2 separate regions of the Homo sapiens genome follow, and region 2 is linked to region 1. A link is a contact called in ENCODE Hi-C or POLR2A ChIA-PET data. All regions are on one chromosome and are shown on one strand. Each heading gives the region's core, a stretch centred on a gene start or an enhancer-like site at or near the end of the contact. The rest is flanking DNA. Distances are from core to core; before and after follow the strand shown. Region 1 overlaps LOC105373262 (a long non-coding RNA gene). Region 2 holds the start of AKT3-IT1 (AKT3 intronic transcript 1).

Region 1 (4,057 bases), core at 582-3,081:
CTGCGAGGGAGGAGGCAGCCCCCGGACAGCTGTGGTTGGGACCTTCACCTTGAATTATGTAACAGTAGCAGGGGATGGGCAGATTGGCCTTCTGAATTATGCTTCCTTAGACTGGCATTTACATGAGTTCGCGGACCCTAAACACTCACCAGCAGACACAGCGAGGATGGCTTTATCCCTGGAGTAATTAATCCATGTAGCAAAGGGATCTCCAAGGTGCTGCCAACAGTCTTGGGATAATTGAGACCTTACAGCAAATAAATCCCCCAGAATCACGACCGCTTTCACCATCCCAAAGCCCCAAAGTGAGAACCACCTTCCAAAAACTCAGAATCCAAAGCCTGTTAATCCCCTTTTGTGGCAAGCCCATCCTCCTGGCCTGCCTGCCCTGCTCTCCTCCCCCATAATACCCATTCAGGGCAGTGACCCCAGTTGGCAACCCGGAGCCGCGTGGGCTGTGGTCAAACGACACCCAGATGAAAACTGCAGCTGATGGCCTGGCCTTTCGGGTCAGTAGCTGCTGTGCACAGCTCTCTCCCTGCCTCCTGAAGTTCAAATGCCAGCCTGATTTCTATCTGGAAGCATCCCAGCCCAAACATGGAACAAAAGTTCCCTCTGACAAGCCCATTTGGGTTCCAAAGTATGTTTTTATGTTTGTTGGCAAATAGAACTGTCACCAGCAACAATAACAACACTGTTTTCCCTCCACTGAAGCTACTTCATTTCTTCACATTTGTTCCAGGGCTGGAACTGGACAGATGAATAATGTAGGCTAGGCGGCTGGCCCAAGTCCTGACCTCGTGCCTCCAAAAGCAAACACAGAGGTGAAAATGGAGACTTGTTTGTTTGAACTCTCACTGCCTAATTTAAAAAAGAAAAGGCAAAAAGAAAAACAAACCTCCCACCATCCTATTTCATCAATGTAGACACTGATGGGTTTTGTTTTGTTTTGTTTTGTTTTTCTTTTCTTTTCTTTTCTTTTTTTTTTTTTTTTTTTTCCATGTCTTACTTTTTGAAACATGGAACTACAGCCCTCTACTGGTGCAAGGAATGAAGCCAATTTCTCAATCATCGAGGCTACCCTGCCATCTTGTGGCCATGTGAGGGATGCACACGTGTAGATCAATTTCTCAGCATCACAAAACAGTCTAGGTAAGACGTTGGAAGGGTTCTTCAAAATATTCACATGGACTTTCATTTAAGACATTTCTTGTATCGTTTGGGGAAAACATCAATGGGATTTGGAGTCAGAATGTTGGTTCCTGCGTTTAAGCTCTGTCAGTGATTTGTGACATCATCCCTGAGCAAATAATTTCATTTTTAGGAACCTGTTTTCTCATCTGTAAAATGGAGGTCATAATAAATGTTTGATTCTTGGAGTTTTGTAGTGTTTACATAAGATCATGCATATGAAGAGTGCCTTGTCCACTTTAAAATCATATGCACATGAATATATTAAAAATCCCTAGAGAAGTAGTTTCTATCATCATACTTGGTAAAACTTTAGAAACTTGAAATCGGTTTCAATGACTAACCTTACTATAGTCTAAAGCCCTGGCCTCAGAATAAAGAGAAGGACTTTACACTGTCTCATGCTTTCCTAAAGATACATACTGCCAAGTCCTCTCCGTTTTCATTTTTCTGATTTAAGTCAAGTCAGTTTCTTCGGCCTTGCTTCACGGGGCCAGCCAATGAATAATGAGGAGTGTAGATGCGTCTTGGGAGGTGAAATAACTTTGCTTACATGGAATCGCAAAGTGCTCATTAGTGTGGGGGCTTAGGTATTTGGCTCCCTCGTCTTTTGGAAAAAGCCCAAACCAGACACAGCAGCTAAAGGAGCCCTCATAGGATGTCTGTGCTGCACGATGCTGACGCAAGATGACTCATCACACACTAGCTGGGTTTGGCCACTGCTTCTGTGCAGCTGTTTGCAGAAAGCCAAAAATTTCTGGTGCCAAGCTGGGGGCTTGGTGAACAAACCCAAATGTTACTGTCCTCATCTCCTGCTAAATTTCAGTCCTGCTCGGGCCGTGGCCCAACCAGTGTTAAGTCTACTGATGAAAGTCCAAGTCACTGTCCTCTGTGCCCTCTCGTTACTGTGTCCTCAGGTTACTGAATTTATCATTCATCTCACTGATGCATAAGGTAGGCTTAGGGTACATTTGGCAGCAGGATCAATAGTTTTGCAAAGAGAAAATAGATGCCAGCCAAAGGAACATCGAATCCTTGGGCGAATGATGAGGACGGATGACTCATGTCCAGGCCATCTTCCCTCCGGGCTGGGCTCCGCTGTCTCCATACTCACCTTCTGTCTCCAAGTTTGGTTCACTAGGCCCATCCTCAGGAAGCCTCCCTTAGGATCCAGGATGAGTCACCAGCACCCCAAGTGTGCTCGCTGGTGAGGATTATAGGAGGGGGAGGTAGGCTGTGTCTACAGGAGATCCTGGGGCACATCTGGGGGATGGAGGTGAAAGGTTATCCCTCTGTCCTACAGAATGAGGGTCCCCCTTCAATCCCCTAGAGGTGACATGCCAGAACGCCTGAATCAGAGAAGGCACTCATTCCTCCCACCTAACTCTTTTTATTTTTTTTAATACTGAGTCTTGCTCTGTCACTCAGGCTGGAGGGCAGTGGTGGGCTCCCAGATCACTGCAACCTCCGCCTCTCAGGTTCAAGTGATTCTCCTGCCTCAGCCTCCCGAGTAGCTGGGATTATAAGTGCACACCACCATGCCCAGCTAACTTTTGTATTTTTGGTAGAGATGGGGTTTCATCATGTTGGCCAGGCTGGTCTCGAACTCCTGACCTCAAGCAATCCACCTGTCTTGGCCTCCCAAAGTGCTGGGATTACAGGCGTGAGCCATTGCACCCGGCCTCTTCCACCAAACTCTTACAGGGTTATCCCAGAATCTTCCAGAGACACCACCCTGTGGATGCAACCTGGGGCTTTCTTCTCCACAGGCCATGTCTGAAAATAGGAGGTTCTTCCTCTCTTCCACACTGGGAGAGAGATAGCAGTCAGGGAGAGAGAGCAGACGGGGAGAGAGATAGCAGTCAGGGAGAGATAGCAGTCAGGGAGAGATAGCAGTCAGGGAGAGAGATAGCAGTCAGGGAGAGAGAGCAGACAGGGAGAGAGATAGCAGTCAGGGAGAGAGATAGCAGTCAGAGAGAGAGAGAGCAGACAGAGAGAGATAGCAGACAGGGAGAGATAGCAGACAGGGAGAGATAGTCAGAGATAGATAGCAGATGGGGAGAGATAGCAGTCGGGGAGACATAGCAGTCAGGGAGAGAGATAGCAGTCCGACAGAGATAACAGACAGGGAGAGATAGCAGTCGGGGAGAGATAGCAGTCAGGGAGAGATAGCAGTGAGGGAGAGATAGCAGTGAGGGAGAGATAGCAGTCAGAGAGAGAGATAGCAGTGAGGGAGAGAGATAGCAGTGAGGGAGAGATAGCAGACAGAGAGAGAGATAGCAGTGAGGGAGAGAGATAGCAGTGAGGGAGAGAGATAGCAGTCAGGGAGAGATAGCAGTGAGGGAGAGAGATAGCAGACAGAGAGAGAGATAGCAGTGAGGGAGAGAGATAGCAGACAAAGAGAGAGATAGCAGTGAGGGAGAGAGATAGCAGACAGAGAGAGAGATAGCAGTGAGGGAGAGACAGCAGTGAGGGAGAGAGATAGCAGTGAGGGAGAGAGATAGCAGACAGAGAGATAGCAGTGAGGGAGAGATAGCAGTGAGGGAGAGAGATAGCAGTGAGGGAGAGAGATAGCAGTGAGGGAGAGTGATAGCAGTGAGGGAGAGAGATAGCAGTGAGGGAGAGAGATAGCAGTGAGGGAGAGAGATAACAGTGAGGGAGAGATAGCAGTGAGGGAGAAATAGCAGTCAGGGAGAGATAGCAGTGAGGGAGAGAGATAGCAGTGAGGGAGAGAGATAGCAGTGAGGGAGAGAGATAACAGTGAGGGAGAGATAGCAGTGAGGGAGAAATAGCAGTCAGGGAGAGATAGCAGTGAGGGAGAGAGATAGCAGTGAGGGAGAGAGATAGCAGTGAGGGAGAGAGATAG
Region 2 (4,057 bases), core at 635-3,134, 480 kb before region 1:
GAGGATTCCTTTGGCAGTGATAATTAAGCTGAGATTAGCCTTACAATCACTAAACATGATTTGAAACACACACATTCCAAATCATCCTAGGAGTAGGAATGCTTACAGCTACATGGGGGAGGGGAGAAGAGTTTATAGGAGCCAAGGTAAAATCCATGACTTTAAAAATAAAGGTGAGAGCTTCATGTGTACAACACCAAGAGATCACTTATCTCTGTAGGAAGAAAAGCAATGGCCATTCCTAGCATACTTTCACTCAAAAACAGGTTTCGTAGCTAGAACTATTTTCCAATAATAAAGCCAAACATCAGCTATCAATCTAATAATCTCCAATCATCTCAAGTCCTCCAAACACATTAAAATGAATTTATAACAGTAAATGTATCACAAGCCTCAACACCCCGTATAAACCCAGTAATGAAAAAAGATGTCTTAAGCTTCACATATCACAGGTCATCTAATGTCAGAACAGAAACAAACTTCTAGAAATCATCTTGTAATAAAACACTTTTCACTGTGCAAATCAGGAGTAACACCCGAAGTGAAGCAGCAGCACTTACAATGTCACACATCTAGTTCAGAGTAGAACAGGAGGCTAGAGCATGGACTGCCTGAGTCCACTCTCTATGCTTTTTCTACCAGCATACAGCAGCAAATACATGACAAGAAACACACGTTGCAAATAAATAAGGCAGAATTTTAAGACACAAATTGCATTTCAAAATTTTTATTTTAAAATTTTTTTTACATATTTTTAGGGACAGGGTCTCACTATGTTGCCCAGGCTAGTCTTAAACTCCTGGCACAAGCAGTCCTCCCTCCTCAGCCTCCCAAAGTATTGGGATTACAGGCACAAGCCACCGTGCGTAACTCAAAATTTTTATACATTTTCAACTGACCCACACATGCTGCAGGCTCTAGAAAACAAATGCTCCCTCTTACCACATACCACAGAAGAGTAAAACTGAAAACAACAGCTGGGCACAGTAGCTCACACCTATAATCCCACATGCTATGGGAGGCTGAAGTGAGAGGATCTCTTGAGGCCAGGGGTTCAAGACCAGCCTGGGCAACACAGTGAAACCCTGTATCTATAAAAAAATAAAATTAGCCAGACACAATGGTGCACACCTGTAGCCCTAGCTCCTCAGGAGGCTTAGAAGGGAGGATCCTTTGAGCCCAGGAGATCAAGGCTGCAGTGAGCTATAATCGCACCACTGCACTCTGCACTCCAGCCTCAACAACAGAGCAAAACTGTCTCAAAAAAAAAAAAAAAGGGTGAAGAAAACCGACTATTTATTGACTCCCTAGGGTCTAGGAGCTCGACTGAGTAGCTCATCTACTTTAACATCCATTAATCATCACAACTACCCTCTGATTAGATATTATTCTCATTCTACTGAGACCCAGAAACATTAGAAATTTACTTATGGTTACATAGCAGAAAAATGGTAGAAGTAGGACTTGAATTCAAGTCTAAATCTAAATCCATGTAGCCATTTTACCATTAAAAAGCATTTTTTCTTTTTTTGAGACAGGGTCTCATTCTGTCACCCAGGGTACAGTGCAGTAGCACGATCATGGCTCAGCTCACTGCAGCCTCAACCTCCCAGGCGTAGGTGATCCTCTCGCTTCAGCCTCCCAATTAGCTGGGACTACAGGCGCAAGCCACCATGCCCACCTAATTTTTCTGTATTTTTTGTAGAGATGAGGTTTCACCATGTTGCCCAGGCTGGTCTCAAACTTCTGGACTCAAGCTATTCATCTACCTTGGCCTCCCAAAGTGCTGGGATTACAGGCATAAGCCACTGTACCCAGCTAGTGTTTCTTCATTAAAAAATACTATACAATGTGATTAGGTTTCCCTGGGAACTTACAAATGCCCATTTAATTGCTAATGAAACATATTTTAAAGTTTGGTCTAGGATAACTGCCATTTATAACATTATATCAAAAAGAACTACCAAGTTTTAAACAACTACTTTACAAACAAAATTTGGAACATATTCTTAAGTTAAATGTTATTCATATTTTCTTTTATAACATTCTTTTCAACCCTGCTGTCAGTGCCACCAGAAATGGGTGTTATCTACTCCTATGAAATGTTGGCTCAGACACAAGAAGAAGAGTATAATGCATGACTGCTTAAGAGAACCATAAAAATACAAGAACTACATTTTAATCATTCTGATTTCTCCATTGGTGGACAGCCCATTAACAGCTTCAACTGGGAGAGAGCATACTGCTCAAAAATAAGAACCCAGCAGTCCAAATAGAGCAAAGCACATCATTAATTAAAAGAATACCAGTTTTTGCACAACTACCCACACCATAGGACTTTCTGCTTTCTCAGCTCTGCTAAATTCTGTTACCACTCACGCACCAGGTTCTCAGCTTCCAATATTTAGTTGACGTTGTTTGCCTGCTGTCATCTCTCATCTCGTTCTCTTTACCCTCATGGATTTCTGCTTTTATATGTGTTCACTATCATTTAAGTGGGGAAGGAAATACATGTCTTCTCTGATAATACTGGAGATTTTTAAAGTTTTCTTTTGATCCCTTATGGTATCTGTTTTCTCCCAGTGTTCCAAGTATCACTCCCTCTCCACCTCTCTATGTCTACTTTTTTTTTTTTTTAATGTTGGAGTCTTCCCCCAGATGACCAATGGTGTTAGATTGTTTGCTCATATTTAAGAATAAGCCCCTGAAAAGAACTAACTGAAAGATCTGTGTGGGAAAACAGGGCTTAACGACTGGTAGAATTCACTTAAGGTACTCTCAGCAGAAAGCCTATCAGTATCTGAAGATGCTGTTATCTTCAGTCTTCCACAGGAGAAGGATAGGACAGGCTTGACTGTGCAGTTCTGGAAGGAGAGCAGAGGAAGAGAGCTAACACTTCTATAGTTCAGGCGTAGGTTTCCCTTGATCTCCTTGTTTTTTTTTTTTGTTTTTTTTTTTTGGTTTTTTTTTTTTTGAGACGGAGTCTCGCTCTGTCGCCCAGGCTGGAGTGCAGTGGCGGGATCTCGGCTCACTGCAAGCTCCGCCTCCCGGGTTCACGCCATTCTCCTGCCTCAGCCTCCCAAGTAGCTGGGACTACAGGCGCCCGCCACTACGCCCGGCTAATTTTTTGTATTTTTAGTAGAGACGGGGTTTCACCGTTTTAGCCGGGATGGTCTCGATCTCCTGACCTCGTGATCCACCCGCCTCGGCCTCCCAAAGTGCTGGGATTACAGGCGTGAGCCACCGCGCCCGGCCGATCTCCTTGTTTTAAACCAAGCAACAATCCACGGCCCCTGGTTTCAAAGTCCAGACAGCTCTTCATTAATTTTGCAAAGAATAAACCTTGTTCTCCTGAGGCCAGGGAGTTGGTAGTGAAGGGACTCACCCATCCACAAGGGCACATAGGGAGAAAATCGTAGGGGTCCACCTGTCAGTGTACACAGATTTTCCGACCAGCTCCCCTGTTTTCAGCTCCATTTCTGACCCCTATCTTCCTTAGTATCTGGTGCCTCCAAATGCTGAGACTCTTGGGAGCTTCGGACAAACACAGTACTGCATTTCTTACAGGTATTTTTGTGCACTTACAGGTACTGTGTGATTCCTCTGCAAAGTCAGTCACTACCTGTCCATCTGCTTATTTGAAAGAGGTATAGCAGCTTCTGTCTCCTGTTGTAACCTCTCCCAGTCTCTGATTTCTTTCTTCCATTTAGGCAGGGATTAGGAAATAAGAAGAGATGTACAGGTGTAGCCAATCTGTCACTTTTGGTCAGAAGCCCTGAGAGAGCTCTTTTGAAATCAGCTATCTCAGGATACTGACTTAAGGACTAAATTAGTATTTCTCAAAGTCCGATCACAGACTTGCATTAGAATCCACAAGGATGCTTGTCCACACAGCAGTCTGGGTGATTTTTGCTTTTGCTGTTACATGGAAATCAGATTAAGTCACTCCCCCACTTAAAACTTCCTAATAAGCAGCTTCTCACTCCACTTAAAAGCCAAGGTCTTTCAAAGCCTAAAATAATACGGCCAATGTATGTCTATCTCTGATCCCATTTAA

Evidence for each region. Hi-C counts contacts between places; a loop is a spot of excess contacts on that map. ChIA-PET counts read pairs that join two places held with the same protein, here RNA polymerase II (POLR2A). Pooled maps may share reads with other maps.
Region 2: a loop to region 1 is called in a pooled map, with 3 times the contacts of the local background. The contact joins the promoter of AKT3-IT1 here to the enhancer-like site in region 1. A Hi-C loop is called at or near these places in 1 of 168 maps with a recorded cell type or tissue (MCF 10A) and 2 of 50 pooled maps. POLR2A ChIA-PET finds 5 or more read pairs at or near these places in 2 of 52 experiments (HEK293 and PC-9).

Annotation. Positions count from the first base shown.
Region 1 is chr1:244,272,125-244,276,181 of GRCh38, forward strand. The region is part of intron 1 of LOC105373262 (a long non-coding RNA gene); the gene reads right to left. Among named protein-coding and RNA genes, the nearest start is that of SPMIP3, 78 kb to the right of the region's middle. RefSeq lists a silencer at 938-1,164. Within about 2 kb of position 1,832, at least 21 of the 41 ENCODE cell types and tissues checked have a DNase peak (open chromatin) inside an H3K27ac peak, as active enhancers do.
Region 2 is chr1:243,792,516-243,796,572 of GRCh38, forward strand. It overlaps AKT3-IT1 (AKT3 intronic transcript 1), which reads right to left and starts at 1,885. Exons shown (of 2, transcript NR_046761.1): 1 at 1,745-1,885; 2 at 690-1,065. The region is part of intron 2 of AKT3 (AKT serine/threonine kinase 3); the gene reads right to left.